Linked DNA regions of Homo sapiens: all the other regions are linked to region 1. Evidence: chromatin contacts called from ENCODE Hi-C or POLR2A ChIA-PET data. All regions are on one chromosome and are shown on one strand. The core of a region is the stretch at or near the end of the contact, and the rest is flanking DNA. Distances in the headings are between cores, read along the strand shown. Region 1 holds the start of TIGD1 (tigger transposable element derived 1). Region 2 has its middle 47 kb from the start of PTMA. Region 3 holds the start of PTMA (prothymosin alpha). Region 4 overlaps SAG (S-antigen visual arrestin).

Evidence for each region. A loop is a pair of places that touch in the nucleus more often than their neighbours do. ChIA-PET counts read pairs that join two places held with the same protein, here RNA polymerase II (POLR2A). Pooled maps may share reads with other maps.
Region 2: a loop to region 1 is called in a pooled map, with 11 times the contacts of the local background. The contact joins the enhancer-like site here to the promoter of TIGD1 in region 1. A Hi-C loop is called at or near these places in 1 of 168 maps with a recorded cell type or tissue (ascending aorta) and 7 of 50 pooled maps. POLR2A ChIA-PET finds 5 or more read pairs at or near these places in 3 of 52 experiments (CD4-positive, alpha-beta T cell, PC-3 and PC-9).
Region 3: a pooled map shows a loop between it and region 1 (11-fold over the local background). The contact joins the promoter of PTMA here to the promoter of TIGD1 in region 1. A Hi-C loop is called at or near these places in 2 of 37 single-sample maps with no recorded cell type and 8 of 50 pooled maps. POLR2A ChIA-PET finds 5 or more read pairs at or near these places in 2 of 52 experiments (CD4-positive, alpha-beta T cell and naive thymus-derived CD4-positive, alpha-beta T cell).
Region 4: a loop to region 1 is called in a map of naive thymus-derived CD4-positive, alpha-beta T cell, with 25 times the contacts of the local background. The contact joins the enhancer-like site here to the promoter of TIGD1 in region 1. A Hi-C loop is called at or near these places in 1 of 168 maps with a recorded cell type or tissue (naive thymus-derived CD4-positive, alpha-beta T cell) and 7 of 50 pooled maps. POLR2A ChIA-PET finds 5 or more read pairs at or near these places in 2 of 52 experiments (CD4-positive, alpha-beta T cell and CD8-positive, alpha-beta memory T cell).

Annotation. Positions count from the first base shown.
Region 1 is chr2:232,549,136-232,552,207 of GRCh38, reverse strand. TIGD1 (tigger transposable element derived 1) reads left to right here and starts at 1,651. Exons shown (of 1, transcript NM_145702.4): 1 at 1,651-3,072. The coding sequence starts at 2,326. It overlaps EIF4E2 (eukaryotic translation initiation factor 4E family member 2), which reads right to left and starts at 1,519. Exons shown (of 7, transcript NM_004846.4): 1 at 1,464-1,519. The coding sequence starts at 1,483. It overlaps MIR5001 (microRNA 5001), which reads left to right and starts at 1,635; the gene lies at 1,635-1,734. RefSeq lists a silencer at 1,139-1,508.
Region 2 is chr2:231,660,418-231,663,489 of GRCh38, reverse strand. No RefSeq gene overlaps it. Among named protein-coding and RNA genes, the nearest start is that of PTMA, 47 kb to the left of the region's middle. RefSeq lists enhancers at 1-945, 878-1,172 and a silencer at 1,286-1,485. Within about 2 kb of position 1,474, at least 35 of the 41 ENCODE cell types and tissues checked have a DNase peak (open chromatin) inside an H3K27ac peak, as active enhancers do; they include CD4-positive, alpha-beta T cell, PC-9 and ascending aorta, where a contact is called at or near this core.
Region 3 is chr2:231,707,126-231,710,197 of GRCh38, reverse strand. PTMA (prothymosin alpha) reads right to left here and starts at 1,673. Exons shown (of 5, transcript NM_002823.5): 1 at 1,447-1,673. The coding sequence starts at 1,491. RefSeq lists silencers at 425-734, 1,165-1,344, 1,865-2,264 and enhancers at 349-986, 1,565-1,624, 987-1,625, 1,626-2,263, 2,903-3,072.
Region 4 is chr2:233,330,079-233,333,150 of GRCh38, reverse strand. It overlaps SAG (S-antigen visual arrestin), which reads right to left. Exons shown (of 16, transcript NM_000541.5): 10 at 1,439-1,511. Among named protein-coding and RNA genes, the nearest start is that of DGKD, 23 kb to the left of the region's middle. RefSeq lists an enhancer at 2,892-3,072. Within about 2 kb of position 1,435, at least 19 of the 41 ENCODE cell types and tissues checked have a DNase peak (open chromatin) inside an H3K27ac peak, as active enhancers do; they include CD4-positive, alpha-beta T cell, where a contact is called at or near this core.

The DNA.
Region 1 (3,072 bases), core at 402-2,901:
AAATACCTAGCAAGATCCCTGTGGAAGTCCATTATTACCATTCTTACTGCAGACTCCCAAATGATTTGGGTAGGCTTGAGCTAGATGACCCATAAGATGTCTTCTTAGGATGACATTTGATTTGTTCAAATCAGTGGAGGAAGGGGTATAAGGGTTCCAGAAAGCTCCACTGAGGCAGGATTTGGATCTGGAGCTAGTTGTTGCAGGGTTTACAATAGAGATGAAATGGGGCGGCAGCGGGGGAGAGGTTCGTAGAGGGACAGGCTCAGTTAAACAGCAGGATAGAGAAGAGGTCGGGCAAAGACTTTCTCAAGTAGCAGAGACCTCTCAGCAACCAGAAAACATTCCTGAGGACCTACCTGCCTGGAGTGTTGGAAATCCAGTATTCCCTGAATTTGCACAGTACTCTCTGTATTGGAAACACCCCAATTTCCCATCAAAAGCACCAGGTCACAACCTAAACTAATAGTAATTCCACTTTACGTTTATATCGCAATAGTTAGCAATGTTCACAAGCATCTTTAAGCATCGCTGAGTGTGATCTGACCCTTATCACACCCCGGCGTGGCAGCAGGGTCCTAGCCACTAATGTGGTTTGAGCAACAATGGCTTAGAGGCTGGGTAACTTTTCTACAGTCAAACAGATGGTAAGTGGTGAATCTGGGACTAGAAATCCAGGTTTTCGGATGAAGAGACAGTCGATTTACTAGACTACTAGAAGAGAGGAAGGAACATATTCTACCTCAAGATACAATCCTTGGAGGGGGATAAGTAAAGATACTTCTGCATTTTCTCTCTGTACCTCCAAACTGTTTGATGCTGAAACTAGAAACCGGAGCGGGCAGGAGAGGGCAACAAGTATACTTAGGTCTTGGCGAGTGTGTTGGAAGACGGGAACGGGAAGGGGAGGAGAAAGAAAGTAGGAAGAGTCTCAGGAAGATAATTCCTAAGCCAGCCTTCCACCGCGTCGAGGGCAGCAACCACATTACCTCATTGCATCCTCCAAACTCTACGACAAAGGGTGTTACCGTCCCCACTCTGCAGATGAGAAAACTGAGGCTCAGAGGGGAGAGGGAGTGTGTGGGGAAAGCTGGATTCAGAGGCAGCGCTGCCAGACTGCGGAAACACCCAAACCGCCGAGGTCCCCACCCCTCCACGTCGCAGGCAATCCGCATCCACCAGGGCGGGGCGTCCGAAAATCTCCCCCTACCGGGCGGCACAGCCACCCCTCCCCCGGGCCCAGCTCTTCGCCCTCGGTTCGGACGGCCCTGGGGTCTCCGGGACTCCGGTATCCATTGCTCCCCAGCCCCCTCCTCCCCGCCAGTCCAGGCCAGGTCCGGCCGCAGCCGGATCCCAGCAGGGAAGCCGGTGCCGCAGGGTTTGCGCCGCCCCAGCCCCAGCGGGGGCGGGCGCGGGGGAACTGTTCGGGGAAGGGGCCCCGGGGGCGGCCACGAGCCACTCACGCGTCGAACTTGTTGTTCATCCTCTCGCCGCCGCTGTCGCCACTGCCTCAGGGAGTGACTTCCGCTCCACCGGGTCCCTCAGCCTTGGGCCCGGGTACTTCCGGTTTTGCGCGGGGCGCAGCGGAACGTCGGCGCGCAGGCCCGGTTTGGAAGCGGCTATCTCGGGACGCCAGCTCAGGGCGGCTGCGCAGAGGGCTGGACTCAGCGGCGGAGCTGGCTGCTGGCCTCAGTTCTGCCTCTGTCCAGGTCCTTGTGACCCGCCCGCTCTCCTAAGGGAGCGTGTCCTGGCCCCCTCCCGCAGCGGCTCGGAAAAAAGGCAGCACCGCGTCGTTGACGGCGCGGGCTCTGGACTCGCTGCTTGGTAAAAACCTTCCTCTTCCTCCAGTGCGGGACGCACTCTCTGGTATCTCTTTTGACCTCCCGGAGGCTTTCCTTTGTCGGTCGCGGCGCCACTGTACTATGGCATACCTCGTTTTATTACGCTTCGCAGATAGGGCATTCTGAAAACAAATGGAGGGTTTGTGGCAGCCCTGAGTCCAGCAATTGTATCAGCGCCATTTTTCCAACAGCATGTGCTCACTTGGTGTCTCTGTGTTACATTTTGGTAATTCTCAAAATATTTAAAACTTTTTCATGATTTCTGTGTCTGTTATGGTGATCTATGATCAGTGATCTTTGATGTTGCTATTGTCATTGTTTTGGGGTGCCACATACAGCGTCTTTTATAAGACGTGGAACTTAATGTTGTGTGTGTTCTGACCGCTCCACCCACAGACCGTTCCCCATCTCTCTCCCTCTTCTTGGGCCTCCCTATTCCCTGAGACACAACAATATTGAGATTAGGCGAATTAATGACTCTGCAATGGCCTCTAAGTGCTCAAGTGAAAGGAAGAGTCGCACATCTCTCACTTTAAATCAAAAACTAGAAATGATTAAACTGAGTGAGGAAGGTATGTCAAAAGCCGAGATAGGCCGAAGGCTAGGCCTCCTGCGGCAAACAGTTAGCCAAGTTGTAAATGCAAAGGAAAAGTTCTTGAAGGAAGTTAAAAGTGCTACTCCAATGAACACACGAATGATAAGAAAGCGAAACAGCCTTATTGCTGATATGGAGAAGGTTTTAGTGGTCTGGATAGAAGATCAGACCAGCCGCAACATTCCCTTAAGCCAAAGCCTAATCCAGAACAAAGCCCTAACTCTCTTCAACTCTATGAAAGCTGAGAGAGGTGTGGAAGCTGCAGAAGAAAAGTTTGAAGCTAGCAGAGGTTGGTTCATGAGGTTTAAGGAAAGAAGCCATTTCCATAACATAAAAGCACAAGGTGAAGCAGCAAGTGCTGATGTAGAAGCTGCAGCAAGTTATCCAGAAGCTTTAGCTAAGATCATTGACGAAGGTGGCTACACTAAACAACAGATTTTCAATGTAGATGAAACAGCCTTCTATTGGAAGAAGATGCCATCTAGAACTTTCATAGCTAGAGAGGAGAAGTCAGTGCCTGGCTTCAAAGCTTCAAAGGACAGGCTGACTCTCTTGTTAGGGGCTAATGCAGCTGGTGACTTTAAGTTGAAGCCAATGCTTATTTACCATTCTGAAAATCCTAGGGCCCTTAAGAAT
Region 2 (3,072 bases), core at 225-2,724, 890 kb after region 1:
CAGGTCCCTTCCCCACACACTCCTCTCCATGACCTGCCTCCTCTGCTTCCACCCACCATCCTCTCAAATGAGACTGAATGCCTCCCCAAACAGTCCTGGGCCCATTACCCTATTCCCTCTACCCCATGCCCTGGTCTCGGCTCACGGCTTCCTCCAGGCCGCTTCCCCTGTCATTGACAAGCCAAGCGCCTCCTTCACAGTGGTCTCAGGTTGTCCTAACTGCCTATTTCTAGGCGTTTCTCCCACTGGCTTCATGCTCTGCGTCACTATCACCGTGTGCGCCCAAGTGCAAAGTTGGGTCCAGGGCAGGAGCCAAAAAATCAGTGAAGAAAGAACGAAGGAAAGATTAAAAATTGCTTGGGGTGGTCGGCAGATTATGCTTTGCATGTAAACTGGGCAAGTGCAAATGAATCCAAAACAGGCCGGAAACAAGATCGTGTTCGCGGGCCACAGACAGCGGAGGCGGGGCTAGCACTCGAGGGTCCACGTACATCCCCGGGCCGCGCAAACAGCGGCTTCTGTGAACCACTACATTCCTGAATGCACGTGTCCGTGCACACCCGGACCTGTGCAAACACAAATGCGGACATTCTCGGGTCCAAGTACATCCTCGAGGTCGTGCACATACGAAAACATGGAAACCCGCGGGTTCGTGCATGCCAGAGTTTTGGTGTGCGTGCTAGGGAGTGTAAGCAAGGGTATGCGCACACTTCCGAGGTTGTGCACATACAGAAAGGCGCACGCCCCAGGGTTCTGCACACAGAAGGACGTGCACACCCCCGAGGTCAGCCGGCAGACCCTTCTTGAGGAGGTAGAGGCGCCTAATTCCCCCCATATTTGGGCAACGCTGCAAGCTCTAGGCGCCATCTTCGCTCCGCGGGCAGCGGAAGGACCTGCAGACAGCGAAGCCCTGGCGCTTGGGCATTTGTTGTGCCGGCTTCCGGGCGTCCATCACGCGGAAGCCGCGCCCCAGACGCGGGAGACGCGGCGGAGCACGAAATGGCGGGCGAGGGGCGGAGCGAAGGCGGCCCGGGGCGGAGCGGCCGAGAGCCTCGCCCACTCTTGACTCCAGGCTTGGCGCACCGCCTGAACCCTTGCGCAGGCGCACAGCACGGCGCGCGTTCCCGCGTTCCTTCCGACGCGCGCTAGAACACAAAGGGCTGGAGGGAAAGCACGGAGCGCTGCAAACTTGCGGAGCGGCTCGTGGTGTGGAGCGGCCTGGAGCGGACTCTCAAGGGCCGGAGCCGGGCTCGCCGGCACTGCGCTCGGGCGCAGGGTGGGGCGCGACACGGCACTGGTTCCCTTGCCCTCTCTCTCCGGCCGTGGCCGCCTCGCGGGCCGGGGTGGGCGCCCAGGGCGCAGGCGCCGGTGCGCGGGTGGGACCAGGAGCCTCCATTTTCCCTCGCACGCGCTAATGGCGCAGCTGGGCCCTCTTCCTCTGGCGGGGGTGAAAATTCCCCTCCGGGGAAGCCCGAGGCGCTCGCTCCCCAAACTCTTTCGTCGGTGCGCGTGCTTAAAGCGGGCGGATGAAGCGTTCTTGAAAGTGCCTACACCTTTTGAGATGTGATTCTGAGTTGTTCATAGAAAAAGAAAAGACATACCCTTCCGCAAATTCATCCCCATAGTTTGCAACTTTCTACTTCAAATTGGGGTTATGGATTTGGGGGAGGCAAAAATAAGTTTAAAAATTTCCATTAAAGAGATGTTCCTGTAAAACAATGATCAAGAAAATGTTTAAAAGCAAACCTTAGCCATAAAACTAATACAAGTTCTTGGTAGAAGTTTGTTTTTGAGACGGAGTTTCGCTGTCGTTGCCCAGGCTGGAGTTCAGTGGCGCGATCTCAGCTCACTGCAACTTCCGCCTCCCGCTTTCAAGCAATTCTGCGTCAGTCTCCCTATGAGCTGGGACTACAGGCGCCCACCACCACGCCCAGTTAATTTTTGTATTTTTAGTAGAGAAGGGGTTTCACCATGTTGGCCAGGATGGTCTCGATATATTGACCTCGTGATCTGCCCGCCTCAGCCTCCAAAAGTGCTGAGATTACAGGTGTGAGCCACCGCGCCCGGCCAGTAGAAATTTTTGAAAGAAAGAATGGTAGTGTTCACCTTCCGTTTGCAGTATGCCAGGCCCTGTTTTAAGTGCATTAACTTTCATAACCAGGTCCACGTGGAAGAACTGACACACAGAGATAAGTACAGAAGTACTTAAAGGACGCGAAAGGACGAATAGTCTTTTCCACCTTCCAGTACAGCCACTGTCTGATTCAGTGGCATGGTTCCTGCCAGCGCTCTTCCGTGCATTAGGAAGTTTGGTTCATGGTTTACATACATACTGGAGCAGTTTTTGCTTCTCTGGCAGAGCTGTGGTTGGGCAAATAGAAAAAAACTCAGCAGGCTCAGAGGAGCCGGTCAACTGCCAGTTTCTCACGGTCTCTGGGGAGAGCTAGGTCCCGGCCAGTTGAGAGACCACGTTCAAAGGTTAGAATGTTAGTTATCTGGTGACTTGGGATCCAGAATGCACATAACTCTTGTGATCAGGTCATGGGGTTGGAAGGAAAAGTATCCGTATTCCTCCCTCCCTTTATTTTTTCCTACAGGGTCTCAGTAGTCAGTAGCACATTCGCAGGTCACAATTACCTTTCAAGTTTCCGCAGCTCATTTGAGGATTATGAGGAACGGCATTTTTGCAGGTCAGAATGGGGTCAAAGTAGAAGGCAGAGGGCAGGGATCATTCGTCATTGATACCTGAAGCAGCTGAGATTTTAAGGTTATTAGCCTTGCCCAAATTCATAAACTAATAGCGGAGCAGAGATCCTTCATCCAAGTTGAGGTGTCTGACTTGCAACCTCAGTTTCCAAGTCCTTAAGGTCTATATGATCTTTTAATTGTGTCCATCCTTATTTCTCTTTTTAAAACTTTAACAAGGTGGCCGGGTGCAGTGGCTCACGACTGTTATCCCAATACTTTGGGAGACCGAGATGGGTGGATCACTTGAGGTCAAGAGTTCGAGACCACTCTGGCCAACATGGTGAAACCCCATCTCTACTAAAAAAATACAAAAAATTAGTGGGC
Region 3 (3,072 bases), core at 424-2,923, 840 kb after region 1:
CAGGCCCGAATGTCTGCATTCGGCGGGCCAAGTCCCACGGGAGGTCGCCCCAAAGTCCACCGGGCTGCGTAGGTCCGAGACTGTCGGGGATGCGCCTCTCGGGCTACTACTCATCGCCCTCGCGGGAAGTCACCTTTTGGTGCTTCGGAGAAAATCGAACAGCCAGGCCCCGCACTGGGGACGGTGTTCTCACCCCACAAACTCATTCCCGGACTGAGTCCAGAAGGGGTCACTGAGAGCCCCTGTGGAGATCCGGGCCCCGAGCTCCGCTCTGCCAAGAAGTCGCCCCTGGGAGAGTCAGAGATGACGCCAGGGACACAAGGGTTAAGGAGACGCCAAGGTGACTCGCGCCAATCCCTGCAGGGGCACGACGGGCGCGGACGAGGGCCGAAATATTAAGAAAGAGCCAGTCAGTCTGAGAGCGCCCCGCTCCCGCCAAGGGCGGAGACGCTACCCAGGGCGGGCAGTGGGACCGAGGCGGCGCCGACAACAGGAGCGGAGCCGCACCAGCCGCGCAGGACCTCATAGCCGAGGGCAGTGAACCCGCCACGGGGCCCGGGCGCCCCCCCAGTTCGACCCTACCATTGGCCTGTCGCGGCCGCCGTGTTGGCCCGCGTCGCCCCGAGCTGCGGCGCACACGGTGCTCCCGGGCAGCCGCGGGGGGCGCCCATCGTCGCCCCAGCGCCGCGCTTCACTTTCTCTTTCCTCCCTGCGGCGCGTGGGCTCTCGCCTCCTCAGCCAAGCCCGGCACCGCGGGTGCATGACTGAAGCTGGGCGGCCGCTCCCGGCGCACTCACCTCGAAGGGCGCCCACCCCCGCCTCCCAGAGCGCCCAAAGCGGATAAGCCCGTCACACCTCCGCCGGGACGGCCGACGTCGCGGCCAGCCAGCCCGTCGCCCCATCCGCCTTATCGGGACTTAGTCTAGACAAACCACCTCAGGTCCGCTGCAGGGCGCGAAACCGCCGGCCTGGCGCCGAACAAAGAGCAGCGCGGCCGGCGGGCGCTCGCCGCCACTTCCCGCGGCCGGCCCGCGCCCCAACACGCGCCCCCCAGCACTTCCGATTCCCAACGCGCTTGAGTTTCAAAGTTATTTCCGTGCGCCCGGCGGGCCGACGACCCCCAGCCAGGCTCTTCTCCTCCCGCCGCCACTCATACCGGCCACAGACGAGTTTCGAGGGCCGTGAGCCGGCCTCCGCGCCTAGCCCTCGGCCCCCGAGGGCGCCCGGCCCACTCCCCGACGGGCATCACGTCTGCCCGCGGCGGTTCCCGCCCCCTCCCCCGCACCACACAAAGAGTGGGCTGCCTGAGGGCACCGCGCCGGGGGCGGGCCGTTTCCCCGCGAGAGGGAGCAACAGCGGGCTTGAGACAGTCCAGCTGCTGCGCGCCAAACACCGCCCGAGCGGCGGCGCGCGGACCCCGAGGGGGCGGGCGGCGTCCAGCCTCACCTTGGTGGTGATTTCGGAGCTGGTGTCTACGGCTGCGTCTGACATGGTGGGGCACGCCGGTGATCCGATGCAGGGGATTAAAAAGAAAGCGAGAGTTCAGGGACTCTGGCGATAAAGCTGCCGGAGTCCGCGGCGGCGGAGGAGGCGCGCGGCGGAGGCGGCTGCGGCGAGCAAGGAGGCGGATGAGGAACAATGCAAAGATGGCTTTTCAGAGCAGCCAGTGGGGGACTCACGCGGCGCCAGAAGCTTTAATATAGATTAGTGGGCGGCGCTCGGCTTCCCATGCCCGGCCGCTATTGGCTGAGCGCAGGGAGCGGGCGCTCGCTCATTGGCTCGATTCCGAACAATGGACAAGCGTGCTTAAAGCGGCAGTGCCCCGGCGCGTCCCGCGCTGCGCAGTCGCCGATCGCACTGTCATTCAAGGCCGGAGTTTGCCGGGTCTCAGCAGGGCCGAGGGCGCGGGGGAGGGGTGCGCGAGCGCGTTCCGGACGCGCGCTCCCGCAGCTGTTTTGCTGGGGCTGCTGACGCAGAAAGCCAAAGCGCGGCAAAGCTGCCCGCCCAACCCCCTTCCCTCCCTCTCCCGCCCTCCCCGCGGCTGCTCGGAAGGAGGGGGAGGGAAGAGGGGGCGGCGGGCACACGACGGCTGCCAGCGCGGGGGAGGGGAAGGCGGGGTGCTGGGCCGCGCTCGCCCCGGGCGGTGCCCAGCGCAGTGCCCGCGGAGGTGCCCGCCCCCCGCGCCTGGGCGCCTTGGACCAAGGATTGTCCCAGTGCAAGTGGACGGCAGCCCCACGACGAGCAACGAGGTCACGAGGCCGAGACCCGGGCACCTGGGCCGCCCCGTCCCTCTGCCATGCCCTCGCGCCCTCCCAGGGCAGGGCACCCCTAGTCCTGTGGGCAGGCGACCTCGATTGCCCACCATCAGGTCCGGCGTCCGTCGGCCAAGTCAGTCGACAAGCGGGCACCGTCCCAAGCACACACGGATTCATGTATCAAGCGGACTCGATGCGCGATGCCGGCTCCAGCCCTCGAGTGGGACAGCCCGCGGGCCCCGCACGGCATAGCGGTCCCCTCATTCTAGGTTTCTAGTTAGGGTCTGTCCCGAGCGGTCACTGCCGTCGCGACAGCCTCAGGGCAGCCTCCTCCAGGGGCCTGCCGGGCCATCGAGTCTACCCTTCTCCCACCCCACTGCTGGACTGCGATGGGCACATGAACATTACAGAGTTCCTCGGGAAAAATCATCGTCTCTGGAGCCAGTTGGGCTAATCTTTGGGGACTACCTGAAATTTGGGGGACCATTTAGAGAACCATGCGGAGCCCCGAGAAAGGGGAGCATCAAAACGCCACACTCAAGATGGCGCCGGGCTCGGCAAGCGTGGCGTGACGTAGCGATCTAGCTCACGTGGGCGATCCGAGAACAACAGGCTACGCTGGCCTTATCGCCACCGCACTTAGCTGTCGAACTAAGAAATCGGTTGTGTGGGAAAAAGGACCAGAATAGGTGGAAAGATAGTCCAGAAATTTACCTGTGCCACACACAAGATGGCGAGACGTAGGGTTCGTCCCTGTGCTGCCAAAAGGGGGCGCCCGACACGGAAGGCGGGACTCCGGAGACACGAGCGCACATTG
Region 4 (3,072 bases), core at 186-2,685, 780 kb before region 1:
TTTTGAATAACAGTAATAGTTTCTCCTAAAGTTGCCTTTTAAATATTCCCATATAGGCCAGGTGCGGTGGCTCACGCCTGTAATTTCAGCACTTTGGGAGGCTGAGGCAAGCAGATCACCTGAGGTCAGGAGTTTGAGACCAGCCTGGCCAACAGGTGAAACCCTGTCTCTACTAAAAATACAAAATCAGCCAGGCACGGTGGCTCACTCCTGTAATCCCAGCACTTTGGGAGGCCGAGGTGGGCAGATCACCTGAGGTCAGGAGTTCGAGACCAGCCTGGCTAACATGGTGAAACCCCATTTCTAATAAAAATACAAAAAATTAGCCAGGGGTGGTGGCGTGTGCCTGTAATCCCAGCTACTCAGGAGGCTGAGGCAGGAGAATCACTTGAACCCAGGAGGCAAAGGTTGCAGTGAGTCAAGATCGCGCCATTGCACTCCTGCTTGGGCAACAAGAGCAAAACTCCGTCTCAAAAAAAAAAAAAAATACAAAATTAGCTGGGCTTGGTGGCGGGCTCCTGTAATTCCAGCTACTTGGGAGACTGAGTCAGGAGAATGGCTCGAACCTGGGTGGTGGAGGTTGCAGTGAGCTGAGATCTCACCACTGCACTCCAGCCTGGGCAACAGAGTGAGACTCCATCTCAAAAAAATCTATCTATTACCTTATATTATCTTAAGGAATCAGTTGTCTTTCATCATTCCCCTACCCTAACCTTCCTCTAACCCTGATAATATTTTTTACATACAACGGTGCTTAGAACATGCCAGCAAGGCAAAGAGTTAAGACCTGGTCGAGCTATCCTCTCGGGGGGCTGGAGGTGGGAGATCATCGCCCCCCACTCCAAGCCATGTATTAAATGAATCTATTTGACTTTGTGGCACACAGCAAAGCTGGGCAGGTCTCTCAGGCCAGCATAAAGGAACCATGGCAGGATTCTCATTTGTTTTTGATTCTAACAAAGGGGAAAAGTCATTCACAACAACAGGCTAAGAACAGATATATTCTAATCCAGTTGTCACTGGTATAAGATTTCAATTTGAGATCAAAAGATAGGGAATCCTAGCCTGGGCTGACAGTTCATTTGACCATCTTCTGGGAGGTGGAAATAGTACCAAATTCCTAACAATTCATTCCAAGGATAAATAGAAAAAGCCAGCTGATCCCATGGTGACATTTCTGTCTTTATTTCTCTCCTCTGCGTCATTCTTTGGCTTGCATTAATCCTCAGAACTCCTGTAAGATGGGCACAGAGGGGTGTGGTAGATGCAGAGCTAAGATGCTAACTTTCTGTGCAGCCCTCGAAGGGAGAAAGAGGAAGGAAGTGGAAGGCTGGCGAGCTAGCTGAACATTCTAGTTCCTTCTTCAGCAATAAACGGCGAGAAACTTGACACAGAAGGCTGAGACGCCCAGGAAACGGAAACCCCAACAGCTACTCACTGCGCTTCCTCCATAGCCACGGGCTTGACGTAATAATCACTCGAGTAGAGAACCACATTGGCCACCTGTTCCACTGCAAGGGGAAGACGGGAGTCCGGTGGTCAGCACTGGTCCCCCAACACGTGCACTTTCCCTGCGGCCTCCCAGGGTACACGCTGGTCTCTCCTCTCTGATGATGGTTTCCCTCCACTTCCAAGGCTAGGCTTTCTCAGCCCTCAGCTTCAAGGCTGGGGTTTTGAAGTCCTGTCTCCAGGCCATTTCTGGTCACCCATAACCTGCTCTGTATCAACTCCCACCCATGTCCCCTAAGGCTGCAGCTCCTGGGAGACCCCTCCTTTCCCCTGCTCAGCCCTTTCTAACATCCTCCATCTTACTTCATGAACATTGTCCTTCCTGTCCTCCAAGAGACTAGCTAGAGGCAGTACAGGACTGGTTGGTGGGTGGAACGTGGTGGATAGGAAGGTGGGCCTGGAGCCAGGCTGTTTGGGTGCCAATCTTGGCTTAGCCACTAACTGTGGGGTGAATTATTTATCTATTCTAAGCCTCAGTTTCCCCATCAGTAAAATGGGGGTAATAATTGCATCTAACTCATAGGGACGTTGTGATGATTAAAAAGATGACTTTTAATCACCTTTAAAATTAAGCTTGAGGATTTTTTTAAAAAATAAAGGCAGGGTCTCCCTATATTGCCCAGGCTGGTCTTGAACTCCTGGGCTCAAGGGATCCTCCCACCTTGGCCTCCCAAAGTACTGGGATTACAGGCGTGAACCACTGCACTCAGCCAAAGTTTGAGGATAAAGAAACAATTTGTGCAAGGCATGCAGTACAGTGCCCAGCCTATAGAAAGCAATTAATATTTTGTTTTTAAAAAGTTAACAGCTATCCGGGTGCAGTGGCTCACACCGGTAATCCCAGCACTTTGGGAGGCTGAGGCGGATGGATCACCTGAGGTCAGGGGTTTGAAACCAGCCTGGCCAACATGGCGAAATCCCCATCTCTACTGAAAATACAAAATTAGCCAGGCAAAATTGGTGCACGCCTGTAATCCCAGCTACTTGGGAGGCTGAGGCAGGAGAATGGCTTGAACCCAGGAGCTGGAGGTTGCAGTGAGCCGAGATCACACCACTGCACTCCAGCCTGGGTGACAGAGGGAGACTGTGAAAGAAAGGGAGGAAGGAAGGAAGGAAGGAAGGAAGGAAGGAAGGAAGGAAGGAAGGAAGGAAGGAAGGAAGGAAGGGAGGGAGGGAAAAGTCTAGAATTCCTTAGTCTGCACGCATCAGGATTTCTGACCCTCATCTGTGATGACTCACAGGGAAAAGTGGTATATGACACCTAGGGCCACTGCTCACCCTGGCTTGCCCGGGAGAGCCCATTTTAGGACTGGAAGTTCCACATCCTCAGTCCTGGGCCCTGGGACAGTCACCCCAAGATGCATAAGTCTAACTTTGTCTTGGTCATTGAATGTTTGAGTTAAAAAGTGAACTTAGAGGTTACCCTCACAGGTCATTCCATCATGTCTTCCTCATGAAAGAGCCAAATAAGACCATTATATAAGACCCCCTGTGCTTTGATGCTTTTTGAGCTTAGTTAATGTGTGGGAACAACAGGCAGAAGGCACCTCCCCTGTAGGATAT